2 separate regions of the Homo sapiens genome follow, and region 2 is linked to region 1. Evidence: chromatin loops called from intact Hi-C (ENCODE). Cell type or tissue: PC-3. All regions are shown on one strand. Each heading gives the region's core, and the rest is flanking DNA. Links, peaks and the distances in the headings are about the cores only. Region 1 overlaps PDK4-AS1 (PDK4 antisense RNA 1). Region 2 overlaps ASB4 (ankyrin repeat and SOCS box containing 4).

The links. Peaks named below come from ENCODE experiments on the same cell type or tissue, not always from the same donor. Only the 100,000 strongest peaks of a DNase experiment are listed, where the experiment ranks them.
Region 2: it touches region 1 in a loop (5-fold over the local background); 68 of 110 quality-filtered maps call a loop at or near these places.

The regions. Positions count from the first base shown.
Region 1 is chr7:95,603,398-95,613,646 of GRCh38, forward strand. PDK4-AS1 (PDK4 antisense RNA 1) reads left to right here. Exons shown (of 3, transcript XR_001745287.3): 2 at 3,543-6,465; 3 at 7,147-7,720. Among named protein-coding and RNA genes, the nearest start is that of PDK4-AS1, 12 kb to the left of the region's middle. RefSeq lists enhancers at 3,913-7,749, 5,005-6,204. In PC-3, for the core only: no CTCF peak of the experiment used is centred there; DNase peaks (open chromatin) are centred at 5,554 and 6,374; H3K4me3 peaks cover 1,726 bases; H3K27ac peaks cover 1,825 bases.
Region 2 is chr7:95,539,565-95,549,813 of GRCh38, forward strand. ASB4 (ankyrin repeat and SOCS box containing 4) reads left to right here. Exons shown (of 5, transcript NM_016116.3): 5 at 1-669. Among named protein-coding and RNA genes, the nearest start is that of PDK4, 52 kb to the right of the region's middle. In PC-3, for the core only: a CTCF peak has its summit at 5,604; a DNase peak (open chromatin) is centred at 5,607; H3K4me3 peaks cover 735 bases; H3K27me3 peaks cover 1,490 bases.

The sequences.
Region 1 (10,249 bases), core at 808-8,807:
GGTTACAAATTTCAATCCATAAGTGTCAAGTGTACATGTGTTGATATTTTCTTTTCTTTTGATTTCCTGTAAGTCAGTATAATGTCTATTAAAGGCCTTTTGGTTAATGTGGGATTTTACTGTTCTTTTCCCCTGGAGTGGCATCTATTTTCCCAGGAGTGTATATAGGCCCAAGTTATCAGGGAAAGTAGACAAGTAGCCATGCTAGCTTCCATCGAGATGATTCCTATCAAATCTAGTCCTAGATTATTGGTTCGTGCAGATTGCCACTCCATCAGGTCTCATTCCCATCCAAAAGACCCATTTGCGCCTGGCTCTCTTTGTGGCCTCTGGTTATTCTTGGATCCAAGGACAGCATTCCATTTTTCTGTACCTGAAATATACTGAACCATAGTCTCATACCCCATCTACCTTAGTGCCCCCTCTGTTGGGACTGTAATACATTGGACTACAGGAAACTCTACAAGGCTGTCACAGGCCTGTCTGCCTAAATCCTTCATGAGGCCATTTCTATTCCTGCTATTTTCTAAGGTCTTGGCATAGGGAATGAGTCTCAAAAGTGTAGTCCTTGAGGGGATTTGTAGCATAGTGAAACTACAATAAATCACATCAGGTTTCTCACTATTGCCTCTTGAACTAGAAGAGACTCTCTTGTTATAGGGGTGCAGAAGAGAATAAAAACTGGAGGAGACTTGACAGTAGCCCAGATGAGCCCCAAAAGGGGGTTAGTGGGTGCATCACAGAAACCATATACAGGTTTTGTGGATCTGAGAAAAAGGAAAACCTACATCTCAATTCCTCAGTAAAGCAGATTTCTCAAAACTTGTATAAGTATTTTTGGCTCCTTCTGTGAGTCATGGTCCAGTTGCCCAAATTGGGGAGAGGATCTTGAGATTATTAGAAATATTGGTGGAAAACACACGTGGTTAATATTTTAAATATTATATGCACAAACATATATACAAATCTATGCATAAGGAAAATGTATCAGATTATCCATAGTGGTTAATTTTGGGCAATGGAATTACCAGTATTTATATTTGCATTTGAAATGAGTTTTCAAATGATAAGCCATGAAATATGTGTTACTTCTTAATTGTAAAGAAAATAAATGTTATTCCAAAAGTTGAAATGAAAATAGATGTAGCAAGAGAACAGACAGAGGAAGTTGCCAAATATCTGTCCAAAATAGGCTTTTCACTGACTTGGAAGGCAAAATTGGGACCAGGAAATGGGTCAGCAGCCCTCCTGCCTTCTATTTCTTTTTTTATTTTTTTTAATGATACTTTAAGTTCTAGGGTACATGTGCACAATGTGCAGGTTTGTTACATATGTATACATGTGCCATGTTGGTGTGCCGCACCCATTAACTCGTCATTTACATTAGGTATTTCTCCTAATGCTATCCCTTCCCCCTCCTCCCAACCCACGACAAGCCCTGGTGTGTGATGTTCTCCACCCTGTGTCCAAGTGTTCTCATTGTTCACTTCCCAACTATGAGCAAGAACATGCGGTGTTTGGTTTTCTGTCCTTGCAATAGTTTGCTCAGAATGATGGTTTCCGGCTTCATCCATGTCCCTACAAAGGAAATGAACTCATCCTTTTTTATGGCTGCATAGTATTCCATGGTGTATATGTGCCACATTTTCTTAATCCAGTCTATCATTGATGGACATTTGGGTTGGTTCCAAGTCTTTGCTACTGTGAATAGTGCCTCAATAAACATGTGTGCATGTGTCTTTATAGTAGCATGATTCATAATCCTTTGGGTATATACCCAGTAATGGGATGGCTGGGTCAAGTGGTATTTCTAGTTCTAGATCCTTGAGGAATTGCTGAGAAGTGACAGTATGCTGGCAGCCCTCACTTGCTCTCAGTGCTTCCTCGGCCTGGGCGCCCACTCTGGCCGTGCTTGAGAAGCCCTTCAGCCTGCTGCTGCACTATGGGAGCCCCTCTCTGGGCTGGCCGAGGTCGGAGCCAGCTCCCTCTGCTTGCAGGGAGGTGTGGAGGGAGAGGCACAGGCGGGAACCGGGGCTGCACGCAACTCTCATGGGCCAGCATGAGTTCTGAGTGGACGTGGGCACGGTGGGCCCCGCACTCGGAGCAGCCGGCTCGTGCTGCCAGCCCCGGGCAGTGAGGGGCTTAGCACCTAGGCCAGCAGCTGCAGAAGGTGCGCTGGGTCCCCTGACAAGCGCCACCCCCTGCTCCACAGCACCCGGTCCCATCGACCGCCCAAGGACTGAGGAGTGTGGGCACATGGCGTGGGACTGGCAGGCAGCTCTGACTGCAGCCCCCATGTGGGATCCACTAGGTGAAGCCAGCTGGGCTCCTGAGTCTAGTGGGGACTTGGAGAACCTTTATGTCTAGCTAAGGGATTGTAGATACACCAATCAGCACTCTGTGTATAGCTCAAGGTTTGTGAATGCACCAATCAGCACTCTGTATCTGGCTAATCTGGTGGGGATTTGGAGAACCCTTATGTCTAGATAACGGATTGTAAATACACCAATCAGCACCCTGTGTCTAGCTCAAGGTTTGTAAATGCACCAATCAGTGTTCTGTGTCTAGCTAATCTAGTGGGGACTTGGAGAACTTCTGTGTCTAGCTCAGAGATTGTAAATGCACCAATCAGCACCCTGTCAAAACGGACCAATCAGCTCTCTGTAAAATGGATCAATCAGCAGGATGTGGGTGGAGCCAGATAAGGGAATAAAAGCAGGCTGCCTGAGCTGGCAGTGGCAACCTGTTCGTGGAAGCTTTGTTCTTTTGCTCTTTGCAATAAATCTTGCTGCTGCTCACTCTTTGGGTCCGCACTGCCTTTATGAGCTGTAATACTCACCGCGAAGGTCTGCAGGTTCACTCCTGAGGCCAGCGAGACCACGAACCCAGAGAGAGGAATGAACAACTCCAGACAGGAGGAACGAACAACTCCAGAAGCGCCGCCTTAAGAGCTGTAACACTCACCGCGAAGGTCTGCAGCTTCACTCCTGAAGCCAGCGAGACCACGAACCCACCAGAAGGAAGAAACTCCAAACATGTCCGAACATCAGAAGGAACAAACTCCAGACACATCACCTTTATGAACTGTAACACTCACCGCAAGGGTCTGCGGCTTCGTTCTTTAAGTCAGTGAGACAAAGAACCCACCAATTCCAGACACATCGCCATACTGTTTTCCACAATGGTTAAACTAGTTTACACTCCCACCAAAAGTGTAAAAGTGTTCCTATTTCTCCACATCCTCTCCAGCACCTGTCATTTCCTTACTTCTTAATGATTGCCATTCTAACTGGTGTGAGATGGTATCTCATTGTGGTTTTGATTTGCATTTCTCTGATGGCCAGTGATGGTGAGCATTTTTTCATGTGTCTGTTGGCTGCATAAATGTCTCCTTTTGAGAAGTGTCTGTTCATATCCTTTGCCCACTTTTTGATGGGGTTGTTTGATTTTTTTCTTGTAAATTTGTTTAAGTTCTTTGTAGATTCTGCATATTAGCCCTTTGTCAGATGGGTAGATTGCAAAAATTTCCCCCTATTCTGTAGGTTATCTGTTCACTCTGATGGTAGAGAAGACCTTAAATGACCTGATGGAGCTGAAAACCATGGCGAGAACTTCCTGCCTTCGATTTCTCACAAGCTCGGGCATACCACGAGGCTTGGAGACTCAAAACCTGAAGAGCCTGCAATCAGATTTCTCCCTTACTATTCCTGCTCATTGTCTTCTGTGGACTAATACTGAACATGAAACTTTGCTTACAGTTTTGTGGCCTGTTCCTTTCCTCTGATTGCTGATCATTGCATGAATTTCCTGAGATTATCACTGAATAGGACCTTTCTTTTTCCTGTATCCTCTACTACACACACTGAGTTCAAATAGAATTATTTTACTTGGAAAACTCCAGGTTTTGCTAAGTTCCAGCCTTGGTTTGTGTAGCACTGGTTGGCTGCCTTAGACTAATTTTTTGGGGGTGTCAGATAGTAAAAGGAGCACAATCAAGCACCAGGTCATCTGAAAGACAAATTTTAGACGTCACTTTCTTTTGTGATTTTGTTGCTTAACCCAGTGCAGGGGCAGTCAAAGCTGTATCACCATTGCATTCACTGTCTAGGTAAAAATGGGAAAATTCAGTCAGTTATACTAATATTCCTTACTACTTGCAATTTATGTTCACTGGCCTATTGGTATGAGCAATGCATTGTACATTACATATTTGGCAGTAAAAGGACAGATACCCAGATGTCATACTAAAATTTCTGCATTTGTTTGAAAATACTAGTTTAAGCAATTACATGTTATGCAAGTGGTTAGTCCTTCCCTCTCCAGCTTGGCTGCCACCAGTAATAATGGATCATAACATCTTCTCCTGTGTGATCTGATGCGGCCTTGGGATTCGTCCCAACGCAGGACTCCAGAGATCAGTGGATCAGTGAATTATGTTTGGGAGATGCAACCCCTGTTGTTACTGGGCTGGGGGCCCAAGCAGCTGCTGGTGGGGTGTTCTGCCCTGCAGCAGCACCCTACCTCCACCCTCCCCTTTACATTTAGAAGAACTGTCCTTTAGTGAGACTGTCAATGGAAAACATGAAAATCATTCATTTAATCCAACATTTTCAATCGCAGAGGAAAAACAAGCAGAAGAGTTAAGTCACCAGAGTCATACAGCTGGTAGGAAAAATGGGTTCTCTAAATCTCAGTTTAAACAGAAATCCTTGTCACACTCTTCTGGGGATTGAGAAGCGTAAGATTTTTTTTTTTTTTTTTAATTGCCTTTCTGAAACTTTAGAAGAATACCTATTTGCCCTGTTGGCCAAAACCAGGCAACTGTGTGAAACAGTTGAATGCTAAAACAAACTAAACAGATGCTGGAAACTCAACCGTTTGTTTCTTGAACAAAATTGATTTTACCTGATGTCCTCTTGAGCTCAGTTAGACTTTGCCAGAGAGAAAACGAGACTGTCTGCAACTTTAACAATAATCACACAGACACATACTTCTTTCCCCCTTTAGTTTCCCATTTTGAAAATAACTCGAGGGCCTGACAAATGCTGAGTTTGGGCAACATGGCTGTGTTCTTGATTGAGGAAAGCAGGCCTGCCTGACCGTGTTTCAACAGTCAGTGCAGAATCTCAAAAGGAAGTACAAATAGGAAGGGTTAAGGGTCCTCTTTTTTTGTTCTTTATTCCACCCGTTGCACACTAGGGTTCTCTCACTTCTTCTTTCAAATAGGCTTCTCAAAATGCACTGTGTATTGGAGCAAAGGGAGTGAGGGATTGTTTATTTTTATTTTTAAATAAGAAATGAAACCTATAAATTAATGCCCTAGGGAAAAAAGAAAGTTACTTTCTGCTATGCACAATTTTTACCAACATTGTGTTGGAAGGAAGAAGCAGCTGGCCTGCGGAAGCTAAGCAGATGCTGGGGCTCTCTCGAGCAGGCTAAGTTGGTGAAAGGTCAGTCCCACACCCACAGCCTGGGCGGGACTGCCTGGCTGCAGAGTCAACAAGGGGAAGTTTAGTAGGTGAAGGGTCACTGCTGCCGAGCAGCAATAACTTTCCATGCCTCAGCTCCCAGGCATCTAGTTTCTGTTCATGGAAATAGAGCTCACTAGGGGAAAGGTCGGGGAGACCAAGGCGTCTCTATCATAGCCCTGATCTGACACTGTGTTCTTGCATGAGGCTCAGCTACTCACTGTGTTCTTGCGTGAGTCTCCTGGCTGTTAGGAATTCTGCTGCTCAAGTGGAAAAAACAGATTGCAAAGTACTTCATAGATCACCCTGTACTGAGTATGGCAAACTGATCAACAGCCTACTTACTGCTACATTTATATTATTTAAAATAACTGCCAGGTGAGATTCTTTTCAAAAGTGTATTTCAATAAAGAAACCTGTAGGTTTTCTTATCAATTGCTCTAGAGCAATGATTCCTAATCTTCAGGTAGTTTAATTTGCAACATTGCTGTGAAATCTTTAAAACATGGTGTTTGAAATGACTCCAGGTCAGCAGAGAACTTCTCCATGTTCTAGACAAGTGCTTTTTAGATTGTGGGTTGTAACTAATTAGTGGATCATGAAATCAGTTTAATGAGTCACGAACAGCATTAAAATGAAATAGAATCAAGGGAAAAAAGCATCTTTGTGGTAAGGGCAGTTTTTTTTTTTTTTTTTTTTTTGGTGTCAAATTTTTGTTTCAGGTCTATCTGAATGATGATGTAAGAAGACCACTGTTCTAGATTTTAAGAACAAAAGCTTTGCTGCCTTGAACCCCCAAATAATTGCTCAAATTCAAACTGGTTGTTAGCTTTTTTAAAAGCTCAGCTGATTCCGCAGGATGTTGTGGCTGTGAACTGGGAAGCCTGCCATGCTATTATTTTGAAAAGTGCTGTGCAAACAGTGTTCCTCTCAGATGGTTTCCAGAGTTAGTTCCTTACAAGCATTTCCTCTTGAAACATCGGGAATCTAAATAAAGGTAAATAAATTCCATTTACCAACCCCCAAAGGTAAATTAATTCAAGCAAGAAAGACTTTGGTTGCTCACAAGGCTGGATGAAAACGTGTTTGGTGTAAACTTCATTCAAAGAAAACTGAGCTAGCTAAGAAGGAGCTGTGATAGCCTCTCTTAACTTTGGGATTATGGGGTGGTAAACAGGCTGTCATGAAAATGTCTAGAATCAGCTAGATGGTAGGATTTGTGCTCTGAGAGGATGGGGCATTCCCACTGGAGCAGCTGAGCAACAGCATAGAGGACCATTAAGTTATTATAAGAGAAAGAACCCAGAAATTGTATGGAGAGGACAGTAATGGTGCATGGCTTTAATTTTTGGATGGCCTATTTTTCCCTGTCCTTTCTTCTTCTTTCTTATTTTTCTTTTGATTTTCTTTTAAGTGAGTGCTTCTGAGTTATGCTAATCCTTCCTTGGCTGCTAACGGATATGGTATTTCAGGATGCAATTGGAAAATCTATACCCTACATCAATTTGAAAGGAGATAGGAGGCCATAGAAATATTAGACATATTTAGGACGTCTCTGAATGACTGAGATTTCTACATTTTATCTCAATATTTTGACACAGCCTTTAAGGAAACTCATATTTTTCTTTTGCCTCTACATTGAGGAAGAATAATTAATATAATGTACTCTATCTTTCAGAGAAAGGTGTCTAATGGTCTAGTCTACCAACTTCACTATGCTGATTTATGAAAGAATTGCTGAAACCCAGTGAATAATAGCATTTGCCCTTCTTTCTCAAAAAAGCAGCATTTGCTTTCTTCTGGCAAGGAATAATTAAGCTAATTTCTCCATGAACCTTGGAAAAAGTGGCAACGAATAATGGATTTGTCCCTCAAAGAACATTTCAAGCAAACATCTTATCAGCTACAAATTCATTTGAGGCAGTTCCAGGTCAGCCACAGGCAATTTTTCTCATTAAAATACTGTTTAAACTGTTGTATCCAGATGACACAGGAGACATATCAGACAAACAACACCTGCAAGAAGAATTGGTGAAGTATTGACTTTTCATCAATCAAAAAGTTTACTAAGCAGATGAAAATAATTTGCCTTCACAGTGACATTTTCCTGACGTCTTGCTAGTACTTAAAGGCATTGTTTTTTCTTTAACACCCAAACTTTAATTACCAGAAAAGGTTAGCATCAAAACAAAGGACATGTTGGTAATTTAGAGGCCATATCAGAAAAATAAATTCATTTTGGTTTGAATGAATTTTTTGTCTTGTCTCCTTCTCCCCCTTTGGCCACATCCCCCTCCCCCACATGACCACGCTTTCCTGTGTTCATGGTCATTCTGTTAACAATGTATAGATTTGGAGATTTCTTTCTAGTTTTATAAGTTTTTCTAAGTTTTATACGTCTTATCACTAAGTGCAACTATTCAGTTTAAAAAAAGAAGGAGTATTTTGTAGCAGAGAAGTATGAGTTGAGGACGTAGGAATCCTGTTTTACATTTCTTTTGCTATTTACTCACTGAAAGCCCTTGGGGGAAAATTATTTCATCTCCCTACATCTCAGCTTCCATACTGACAAAAATTTTATTGTTCTAGATGACCTCTAGGGTGCATTCCACTTTTCAAATCTCCTTGGTTGCTCATTATTGATTTTAAAATTCTCACAGAATGAGTCTGAATAATTGTTGCATTTCCCTTATTGAGGAAGTATCTTTGATTAGAGTTCATTTAGCATAAACTCCTTCTCCAAGTGGGACATCCTTACAGCATCCCAAACCAACAACCCTCTCATTGCTGCTGGGATACTTCAGTTGGCACAGTGCTCCCTGACTAGTAAGGAACTTTATTTCCTCCTGGTGCAGAAAGAATTGTTATTATTTCTTTATGCTAAAACATTGACTTCACTCTGCCTGTCTCATTTTTTTCTAGTTCTGCTCTCTGGAAGAACTTGAATTTAACCCCTTGTAGTTTCTTCATCTAACATTCAGTAATTTTGGCTATCTCATAGCCAAACTTCTAGCTTCCAAGTTGTGCCTTGATTTCCTTTTGGGAACACCCCTGTTGTGTTTTGTCTTGGAAGAGGAAGTGTTTACCTCCCATAAAAGACACTGGGATCTCTCTTTTCTTCATTCCCTCCTATAGCCAGGGCCAGACACCCGACCTGATCCAACTCCTTGATCAGATTTGAATTTTAAGTGAGTGCTGCAACTGCAAGAACCTGAGGGCAGGTCTGGTCATTCATCACTAGTGACATTGGAGGAAGGTAGTGGTGGGGACCATACGGCTCCTGTTTGTGGCCCTGCTGGGCTTCTGCCTGCCCTGTCTCAGAGTTCCCTTCATCTTTGCTAAGCCTTATCCACCCGCCACTTGTGGATTTTGTGAATAAATTTCCCATTTGAATAAGATAGCTCTAGTTAGGTACAACCACAGCTTTAAAAAATAGGCCTAGAAGCTGGCAATTAAGATGCTTGAATTACATTCCATGAAATTTCTCCCACATATTTGGAGGCCAGTACCATTATGCCTGTGTATTCTTTTCTCCAAACTTTTCACCCACTTCCTTTAATATCATCCCCAGACCTTCCAGCATCTTGTAGATTTACAATGGTACTTAGCTACATTCTCTTTCTTCTCTGTTTTTGACATGATTCTCTTAATAGTGTAGACTAGAGTTGAACTGGCTTTTGATGCAGCAACATTATACTTTTGGTTGAGTTTATTGTCAACTAAAACTCCAATGCCTGGTTCTCCCTGTCCCTCAAAAAACATATACACTTAAGTAATTGATTTTTCAAGGCCAATAAAAGTTTTTTATATCTCATTAATCTTGCCTGTCCAGATATTAATGAATTCAAATTCATATTGACCAACTTTGTTTTCAAAACTAGTTTGCGTTATCTGAAAATTTGACAATTCCGTTTTTGCCATTTGAACAAGTTGTTTTTAAGGATAGAACAAACCATAGAAAACTGTTTCTGGAAGAAAATGTAATAGAATACCAGTTTTGTAAAATGCTGCTGAAAAAATAATACCATGCTCAAATACATGTGAAAAATGCTGCATACTAAATCAGCCTTTTTGAGACTTAAAATATACATTGATGATTAAAAACAAGTAGAATTGAGTTGGAAACTTCCCTCCAGATTGACATTCATAAACTAATTTAGAATTTCCCAAACTGTGTTCTACTAGGCACTCCTTGATGAAATAAGTAAGAAAGCTTGTCAAGAGCCATCACTCTTGCTCATGGGACAAGAGAAGGCACTGACCTGTGCCCACCAGCACCCCATCACTGAGCCAACACCACCTTCAGGAAGACAGTCTCCAGCAGGGCTTCCCCCAATTCCCCTAGCTGCTTTGCCTCTGCTACTCCGGTAAGCACCTGCAGGGAGGCAGGCACCCCAGCACCCACTAGCATTCTGCAACAGCTGTTGCACCTTGGCTCCCCCAGTACAGTGGATTCCAAACCTCAAGGAGTCAAAGAACAGATGGGGCCCAATACAAATTCCCCAGAATTACAACATGCCGTCCAGGAGTTGAGAGCTGAGTGTTGACCTTCTAAAATCTCCCAGAAACAAAGCCAGGTGGCTGAATCCACCTTATATTATAGTCAAACCCTCAAGGTCATCAAATCATCAAATAGGATAAAAGAAAAAAAAATCCAAAGGTCAGCAACATCCAAGATTGAAGACAGATAAGCTCACAAAGATGAGAAAGAGTCAGCACAGGAAAACTGAAAACTCGAAAAACCAGAGTGCCCTCTTTCCTACGAACAGCCACATCACCTC
Region 2 (10,249 bases), core at 915-8,914, 64 kb before region 1:
AAATGATGTCTTTTGCAGCAACTTGGATGGAGCTGGAGGCCATTATTCTAAGTGAAGTAACTCAGGAATGGAAAGTGAAATACCATATGTTCTCACTTATAAGTGGGAGCTAAGCAATGAGGATGCAAAGACATCCAGAGTGATATAATGGACTATGGGGACTTGCAAGGGGAAGCTTGAGAGTGGGGTGAGGGATAAAAGACTACATATTGGGTACAGTGTACACTGCTCCAGTGATGGGTGCACTAAAATCTCAAAATTCACCACTAAAGAATGTATCCATGTAACCAAAAACCACCTGTACCCCCAAAACTATTGAAATCTTAAAATAGTAATAATTAACAAAGTAAAACAAGATCACACCCTGGAACAATTGGAGGATTGCTTGCTGCCCTGCATCTTAAGGCGTATTCTAGCAGCAAAGCTTGTGATGCACTGACTTGGGGCAAGTAAAACTGATGCTGAGGACAAAGGGAGAAGATGTTCCTCGCCCAGGGAAATGAAAACTTTTCTTATTCACCTTGCTTGTGCTTAAACACTTATGTTCATCTAGTGTAGAATACATGGCTACTTGTTTGTAATTTTTTTATTGGTGGAATTAAAGTAATTTTTCCTTATCTTTGAACTTTTATTTAGAGAACTTAAATAAAGCTCTTCTGTCTCCTTTCATCTTTGTGTTTACTTACCAATAAGACTCTTTTTCCTAACCCCGCTTTGACTTTTCAGCAATGACACTGAAGAACTCTACACATTTCATTGCTTTTATCAACAGTTAAAAAGAAAAAGAGAATCAGGGATTGTGCCTGTAAATAAATAATGTTTTCAAAAGAAAGTAAAGGGTAACTGTGGCCAAAACACAAATACAATGCAGCCTCTTGCTGTAAGAACAAGTGTGTTTTAATAGTAGTAAAGAAATTGTACTGAATCATTCTCCTCTGCCTCTCACCATCTCTGTCCTCCTGGGGTTTTTCATTTTCCTTCATTCTCACTGTCCACTAAACCCTGGGCAAAGCAACAGAGGAAATTACATCCTCATGACGCCTTTGTTACTTTCTTAGAAAACTTTCTGTAAATAGGATCTACTGTCTTGAAGAAAAAAACAATCTCTCTTCTGAAACTTACATGAGAGGAAGAATCTTAGATATGAGGGAAAGATCACCTATCTTGTTTTCTCTCCTTCTTAGGAACTAGACACACTTGTGTTCTATTTTTTAATCATCGAGTGTTATGTCTCTACTTTGTCCTTCCATTCTAAACCCAGTGGGTTCTGATAAAAACACAGTAGTCGAACGATGATTGTAGGGATAAGAAAAGTAACAAACCATTTGCAGTGGGTTATCAATGTTGGAAAAGACAGCTGAGTCTTACGTTTTTATTACTCATCTGATTGTTTGTGAAGAACTTACAAAGTTCTAAGTTGGTACACTTTCCAAACTTTTACAAATGAATTCAACTATTCACCCATTTTCTTTGAAACACAAACACCACAGCTAGTATCTGGAAGGAATTCCTGTTACTTTCTTTAGGAGGATAAAGTAGATGCATTACAGTTAGGTGTTTGGAGGTTTGGCTCTGATGCTCTCTGTCTGGGTCCCCTCTTTATCTGACTCATAATATAGGGAAAATGACACACCTGCTCCAGGCCTCAGTTTTTTCATTTGTAAAATGAGAATAGTCACGGTGCCTACTTCATAGGACTTTTATAGGATTGTTTTGAGGGTTAAGTTATTAACAGATTAAAACATGTAGAGCAGACCATGACACTCAGTAGCATTTTATTGGTATTAATGTCCTTGCTTTTGTCATAATCATTATATTGTAGAGATAGGCTCCCACCAGTGGAGTAGTATATCCTTAGAGTGAATCTGTAGCTGCAGGTGATACATTGTAGATTTCTATTCACTTTGGGAACTGTTGGGTGAGCTTGTACTGTGTCAGGACTTTGATGACAGCTGGGAATCCACGGGGGAACAAGACAAACCAGGTCCCTGACCTTCCTGGGCTTTTTTGAGATAGGGAGTAGGGATAGAAATTCTCCACTGAGTGGGGGATTAGTAAACATGCCAACCAATTAATTTTTGCATCTTTGTATTTTTGTAAGTAGTAAAATAGACGCAATGATCTATTTTACTATGGAAAAATTTAGTCACTTGAAAATGTATCATATACGGAGCTGATTTCGCAGCTGTTTCCATCTTCAGTGGGGGAAAGAGAAGGAGGAGATGAATTTTGTAGCAGGACATAGATTAGCAATGAGATCCCTAGCAGGGAGGGTCATTGGGTATCAGAATGAATGAGCAGAGGGTAGAATAATTTCATTCATTTATTTTTTGACATGCAAGAATTTATTCTCTTAGCTGGGTATGGTGGCACATGCCTGTAGTCCCAGCTCCTCCGGAGGCTGAGGCAGGAAAATCACTTGAGCCCACGAGTTCAAGTTTACAGTGACCTATGATCACACCACTGTATTCCAACCTGGGCAACAGAGTGAGACCTTGACTGTAAAAAAACAAAAAAAACAAAAAAAAAACCCAAAAACTTTATTCGGTATTACTACCTGTGTAGTTCTCTGATAAATGTGGGAAGAAGAAGAGGAGTGTTGTTATCAAGTCACTTTAAGATTCATTTTTAGTAGCTCAAGGTTTTGGTTTATTTGTTTTTATTTAGAAATAAGGATAAAAACTACACAGTTTTTTAAAAAAATTAGATGCTGTCTAACTGAGCCATTTGGTTCATCAGAAAGGATTTTCAAAACCTACATTTCAGTGATAAGTTGCTTTGTTCATGTTTGATCATATCTGCCATCAATGAAAAACAATGTATGCAAAAACATCCCCCAAAAGTGGTTTTTTTTTTTGTTGTTGTTTGTTTGTTTCTTTGTTTTGAGACAGAGTCTTGCTCTGTTACCCAAGCTGGAGTGCCATGGCACGATCTCGGCTCATTGCAATCTCCACCTCCCAGGTTCAAGCGATTTTCCTGCCTCAGCCTCCCAAGTAGCTGGGACTACAGGTGCCTGCCACCATGCCTGGCTAATTTTTGTATTTTTAGTAGAGGCAGGGTTTCACCATGTTGGCCAGGATGGTCTCGAACTCCTGACCTCAAATGATCCACCCACCTTGGCCTCCCAAAGTGCTGGGATTACAGGTGTGAGCCACCGCGCCTGGCCAGCAGTTGTTGTTAAAAAAGCGACACTAAGTCGTTTAAGTGAACTTAAATTTCTTCTTTACTAATTGGTTTTCTGTTTTCTCAGAAAGAGCTATGTCTCAATGATATTGGATAACCACTCTGCAAATATATGCTGAATCCAGTTATGGAAATAAAATAGCCACCTTGTATTTCTTAAAGACAGCCTGGATTAGTTTTCAGTGCTCACTAAGCAGAGAAAAATGGACAAAACAGCTATCATGCTGGGGTGTGTAAGGCAGCCTCAGATGTAGAAGGTAGGTACTGAGGTCCTTCTCAAGATCCAGGAGCCAAGACACACCTGCTGAGAGGTACAAAGGCAAACATTCACTCCTTGTCCTGTTCCAGATGTGGTGGAAGCTGAAAGTCAGTATTTGACTGACAAGTGGTGGGAACCAATATAGATTACGAATAATTTGATTCAGGAAGCAAGACATACAAAATGAGCTGCCCATTCTCTAAACAAGGATCCTCTCTCTACCCTGCTCTGGGTCTTGGCAGAATGACTTTCACAGACTGTATCAACTGACTCCCTGTCGCCTGGCTTCCTAGAGGGTTCAGTCCATGGGAAGATCGGCAGAAGATTGGGGCCCTTCCTGGCTCCCTACCTACACTTCCACAGATAGCCCTTAATTAGTTTCTTTTCAGTCACCCCTATTGAGTGTGTCCTCCATTTCCTCTAGGGATCTGACTGATGCACACACAAAAAACACTGTGACAAGTCCGTGACAGCCTGGGCGGTGGTCGGGATGGTAAGTGCTATTGGAGTCGAGGGCAGATAGAAGCCACTATGGACCACGGAAGGCAGGTGGACTTGATCTGTGACCTGAAGAGGGGTGGGGTTTAGGTAATAGTTTGGGTAACAGTAAGGCCCTGGGGTTTGGGAGGGAATTTAAAAGTGAGTATCCCTGACAAAGGGTGAGAGCTGGAGTATACACTGAGTATTCACCACTGTCAGTTAGAGTAACTTGATGCACGTAGATGAACATTTGTTGTGTGTGGGGAGCAGAGGATGAGGTTGGAAGAGCTGAGTGGGATGAAATTATGAAATGTCTCAAAGAGTGGGGAAGCACCATGGGGAATCAATGAATATTATTATCATTATAATTATACTTTTTCCAACCTTATAATTTTTATAGCAGTAACAATTATGATACAACCATGTAACATTTACAGGGTATTCATCATTTTTAGAGCACCGTCATGATGTTTAATACCAGGTAATTGCCTTTATCATTACTCTTTTCTTCCATGCCACCCCCAAATACAATTCTGATCCTTTAGATCTGAAAAAATATGTAAAAATGATACTAATTAACCCTCCCTTCTCATGTAAAACACTCCAATCATATGGAATAATTTACTCTGGAGCAACAAAGGGGATGATAGCCTTACTTTTTCTTTTTATCAAAAGCTAAAGATTTTAAAAATTGCATTAAAAAAAGAAAGAAATGTTTCTTCCAGGGCATCAGAAAATGACAGAACAGAGCAAAATTTGGAGGTCTAGGACTGCTTATACTTCTCAACATGGCAGTGTTCAAGTGCTAAATTATTCACTGAAGCACTGACGTCATTACAGTCTTTCAGGGATCCCAGGACTCCAAATACTGCTGAAGTCAGATGGACAACAAAAGGTCTCTTAGGATGATCCATCAAGGAAAACACAGGCATCAGCAAATTGTTCCTAAGCAACATCTGGTTAATTCTATGACAAAAATACAAAGAAGCTGAAAACTGTTTACTCCAACTAGCACTGCAGTGTGGCACAAAGAAAAATATATGGACTTTGGAATTCAATGGCTTGAGTTTTAATCTTGATTGTTCCATTTAATATCTTTGTGAACTTGGGTCAGTTTCTTAATTCAAGTGTCAATTTCTTTATTTAGGTAATGGTGATTAACTACTTGACATTCCAGACTCTTTGGGGGAATTTATTTATTTTTATTTATTTTATTTTATTTTTTTGAGATGGGGTCTCACTCTGTTGCTTAGGCTGGAGTGCAGTGGCACAATCTCGGCTCACTGCAACCTCCGCTTCCCAGGTTCAAGGGATTCTGTCATGTCAGCCTCCCAAGTAGCTGGGATTACAGGTGCATGCCATCACGCCCAGCTAATTTTTCTATTTTTTGATAGACAGGGGGTTTCACTATGCTGACCAGGCTGGTCTCAAACTCCTGTGATCCACCTGTCTCGGCCTTCCAAAGTGCTGGGATTACAGGCATGAGCCACTGTGCCCAGCCAGATATGACAGGGTTTCTAAGACATTTATGTGCACAGGCCAAAGATCCAGCTTTTTTTTTTTTCTTTTTATTGCATTTTAACTGCAACGATTTTCCCGTGGTACAGACTCACTCTCTGAAACAAACTGTCCCAAGCTGTTTTGTTAAGGGTTCATTGCTCCTGGCAGTTTGGCCTAAAGGAGGCACTGTAGGAGAATTTTCTCCCTGCTGTGAATCACAGCTATGGAATTACACACAGCTTTCATTTCTAAAGGCCGTCTTGAAGAAAATTAAACCAGAAAGATCAAGAAAGGTAAATAGGTATTCTATGGCACCTTTCTTTAATCTCCTGGTTACAGTTTCAAAGAATTTTGCTCTTGCCTTCATTGGAAAGAGATCTGGGTATCAGGAAATGATTTTAGAACCATAGGTTTCTGTCCTGTGGTTACATAATCTGGAAGGAAAAAAACAACATTGCAGTTAGTTTCTCTCTGTGTAGCACTGAAATAGACAATTTCATTAGTAATTCCATTCATTCAATTTCCCTTCTTTCTTTCTTCCTCCCTGTTTTTCTTTCTGTCTCTTTCATATTCTCTCCATTTCTCTCTTCCCTTATTGTTTCTTGTTCTCATTCCTGGGTGTGGTTTTGTTTTTGTTTTTGTTTTGCTTCTTCGTGGCTAGGATCTCAGTGTGAGCATGTACTTATGTAGAGTAAATGTTGATATATTCTTAGGGTCTGTCAACAACTGGCAAGAATAGCATTTGTTGTCTTTCTAGCAATAGATTGCAGGTGAGAGATCAGGACCAAGCTAGGATTAAAAACTACCAAAGAGACAGGAGAAAAGCCTCCAAAATGAGATATGCATGTTTCTGCCCATCCCAGGCAATGCCAGAGAAGCCTAATCATGCCATCTGAGTCACAGGTGTCCCATGCACTTTTGCACATAGTCAGACATCTCCACCGGTATGGTCACAGAGTTGCTCCCTTCTGGAAAATCATAAAAGAATTAGTTATTGAGATAATATAGCTGAATAGGTAGCCATACAGAGTAATGCATAGAATCAGACATGCCAGAGTTGGAACTCCTCCCTGTCACTTAATATTTTCTGAGGCCCAGTTCCCACCTTTGTAACTAGGAGCAATAATTGTTTAGTACAATGTCAGGCACCTGGTTAACTTTTAATAAATTGCAATTATTATTATAGTCCCACCCTGCTTGAATTCTAGATTTCTGTAAGTGACTGACTTGTAGACCCTGCACATTCCACAAATGGTTAGACACACACATATCTAACAAAAATATGTGAGCATATGAATAGATATTCAGTGATATTCCAGTTGCAGCCCACTGAAGGAAATCTGCCCATTTGTAGACATGGGCCGCATCTAAATAAATTAATATGGGCCCTCTTTCAATGTGTAGATATTTGATTTAGTTTCCAATGATTCTTAAATATTTTTTTTTCTGCGTTGGAGCAAGGTTGACTCATTGAACATATGCTGTGTCTGTATCTTATTTTGATATTATGTGGTGCTTGAATTTGAGCTCTTCAGGGATGGCAAAAGTGGGGTGTGTTATTTTTTACACCTACGGCAGACAATAATAACCAACCAAAATATTCTCTCCTTTTGAGCCCAGACTCAGCCGCAGAGTTCTTCTCAGTACAGTGTAAGGACTGTTACTTCCAATTGCTTAGAGTTGATAGGCAAGGTGAAATACATTTGTCATCCTTGGATTTCATTCTCAATCCTCTCACAGGCTCTTGGTCTCGAATTGTATAAATAAAAAGCTGGATGGAGTTAGAAGGCAGGGCTGCCGGCACAGGATTTCACTTTTGGTTTTCTTTGGTCAGGAGAAGCATAGAATTTTGCCATTTATTCAACAAATATTTATTGAGCTGGACTCTGTACCTGCTGTGGATTCAAAGGTGAATAATGGCAAAGTCTTGGCCTTCATTGGGAAACTGATGAGTCTGCACATTCAGATACCTGGGGTGCTTTCAAAAATACCACTCCAATTTCCCACGTCCCCTTTTAAAAGCTTTAATAGGCGAATTAGGTTAAGTACCTCACTTATACTATGTTGTAAATGCCTGTCTGCCAGTCTCTACCACCAGGCTGTAACCTCCTTAAAAGAAGGAACTGTAATCTCTTCAGTTTTTTAAAAGATTAAGGTAAAATTTACCAATAGTGAAATACACAACTTTAAAATGGATAATTGTATGAATGATTACAAGTGTATATACCCTTATAATCAACACTTTAGTCAAGGTAAACAATACATTTATTACCCCAGAATATCTTCATGTATTCTTTTGTCTCTTTCTAGTAAATTCCTATCTCCCACAGGCAACCACTGTACTGTTTCTATCACCATGGGTTAGGTTTACTTGGTTTTGAACTTCACAAAAACAGAATTATACAGCATATATTCTTATGTGTTTGGCTTCATTCTCGTAACATAATATTTTGGAGATTCATCCATATTTTGCATATATTAGTAGTTTATACTTCTTTATTGCTTAATCGTGTTCCATCCTGTGAATATACCAAAATAAATATTTATGCATTCTCCTAGCGATGAAGATTTGGGTTATTTCCAGCTTAGGGTAATAATAGATGTGAGGGTTAGTTTTGTGTGTTAACTTGGCTAGGCTATGTGTATCCAGATATTTGGTTAAACATCAGTTTAGATGTTGCTGTGGAAATATTTTTTAGAAGTAATAAACATTTAAGTTAATAGGTTTTGAGTAAAGCAGATCACTCTCCATAATATGGGGTTTGTTCTCATCCCATCGGTTGAATGCCTTACAAGAAAAAGACTGAGGTCCCCTGAGAAAGTGGGAATTCTGCCTCCAGATTGTCTTCAGATTCATGACTGAAACATTAACTCTTCCCTGGGTCTCCAGCCTGCTGGCTTCCCCTGCAGATTTCAAACTTGTTAGTCCCTATAATCATCTGAGCCAATCTCTTAACATATTTTTTATCTCTCTTTCTATGTATATATAACCTACGGGTTCTGTTTCTTTGGAGAGTCTTGACTAATACAATGGATGAATATGCTGTAAACACTCTTGTTCAAATCTTTTTTGTGGGCATGTTTCCATTTCCCTTGGGCAAATATCTAGAAGTGAAATTCAAGGTCAGCCACTTTAATTTTACAAGAAAGTACCAAACTGTTTTCCAAAGTGATGTACATGTTTGCATTTCTACCAGCAATATGAGAGTTCCGGTTGCTGTCATTCTTGTCAATAGTTGGTGATGTAAGTCTTTTTAATTTTAGCCATTCTGATAGGTAAATAGTGATAAGTCTCTGTACTTTTCATTTGTATTTCTCTGAGGGCTAATGATGTTAAACAGCTTTTCACTTGCTTATTTGCTATTTGTGTATCTTCTTTGGTGAACTGTCTGTTGGAATAGTTTGTCATTTGTTCCCTTTGTATCTCAACTCCTAGCATTTAATAGTCACTCAGTGTATACTGTTTTAAGAATGAATGAATGTTATATTGTCCATCAGTGATTATTCCAAAATGATTACTAAACTTTTGTGTTATTATTTGTAATGCTTATAAAGTACTCAGCAATGGTACCTAACACATAGTCAACACCCCACAGTTGGTAGCTATTAGTGCCATCCCTATTTTGACTATGAGGAAATGAGGACTAGAAAAGTTATGTTAATCAAGGTCTAGTTACTAATTATCAAAATTGCTGCTGAAATCTGGACTTCTCAAATCTGTATTTCATGTTTTGAGTTTTTTGTTACCAGTAGCTTGACTAAGTATTAGATTAAGCATTAACTGTGTTGCTTCATTCATTTTTTAACTCTTATTTATAGCAAACCTGACATGGAAAATATAATGATGCTAATTCCTTTACATGCTTTAATTTATTTAATTCTTACTATAACCCTATGAGGAAAATACTATTATTTTTATTTTATGGACGATTAAACTGTAGTATAGACAGATTATGCAATTGCCTAGGATCTCACAGGTAATTAAAGGTAGAGGCAGGATTCAAACTCAATCACTTGCATACCAATGCCTGTGTGTTTTGCTTTGTTTTAAAACCATTATGCTATCCTGTTTCTTATGACAAAATTAATTTTGGACATGTTGATTTTGAGGGGCTTATGGGATAGCAGGATGGGGATGTCCAGTAAATCCCTGACACTTAGGAGAGAGTTACGGGAGGATGGGGATATAGAAAGAGAGTGCACTTGATAACTACAGTGCTAGACCATATTAAGAAAGTGGTTAAAGTGCCTGAAATATTGGAAGATGGAGGAATTTCACTAGATTCCATTCCAGAAAGTTCCATAGGAGACTCCATTTTTTTTTTTTTGAGATGGAGTCTCGCCCTGTCGCCCAGGCTGCAGTGCAGTGGTGCGATCTCCACTCACTGCAAGCTCCGCCTCCCGGGTTCACCCCATTCTCCTGCCTCAGCCTCCCTAGTAGCTGGGACTACAGGTGCCCGCCATCACGCCCGGCTAATTTTTTTGTATTTTTAGTAGAGACAGGGTTTCACCGTGTTCGCCAGGATGGTCTCGATCTCCTGACTTCGTGATCCGCCCGCCTTGGGCTCCCAAAGTGCTGGGATTATAGGCGTGAGCCACCGCGCCCGGCCGAGACTCCATTTTTAAAATGGATTTACGTTGTTCACAAGAACAGGTCTGTAATGATGAAATCTTACAGTCTGTTTTTAAGATACTCTAAAATATTTTGGTTGCTGTTTGTTATTAGACTCTGACAGGTGGACCTAGGTTGCCTGCCCAGAGGGTCTAGGAGCTCACAATTTCTCTAAAGACCCCTTTTCTGTTTACTGGAAACCCTAGGAGCTTCCT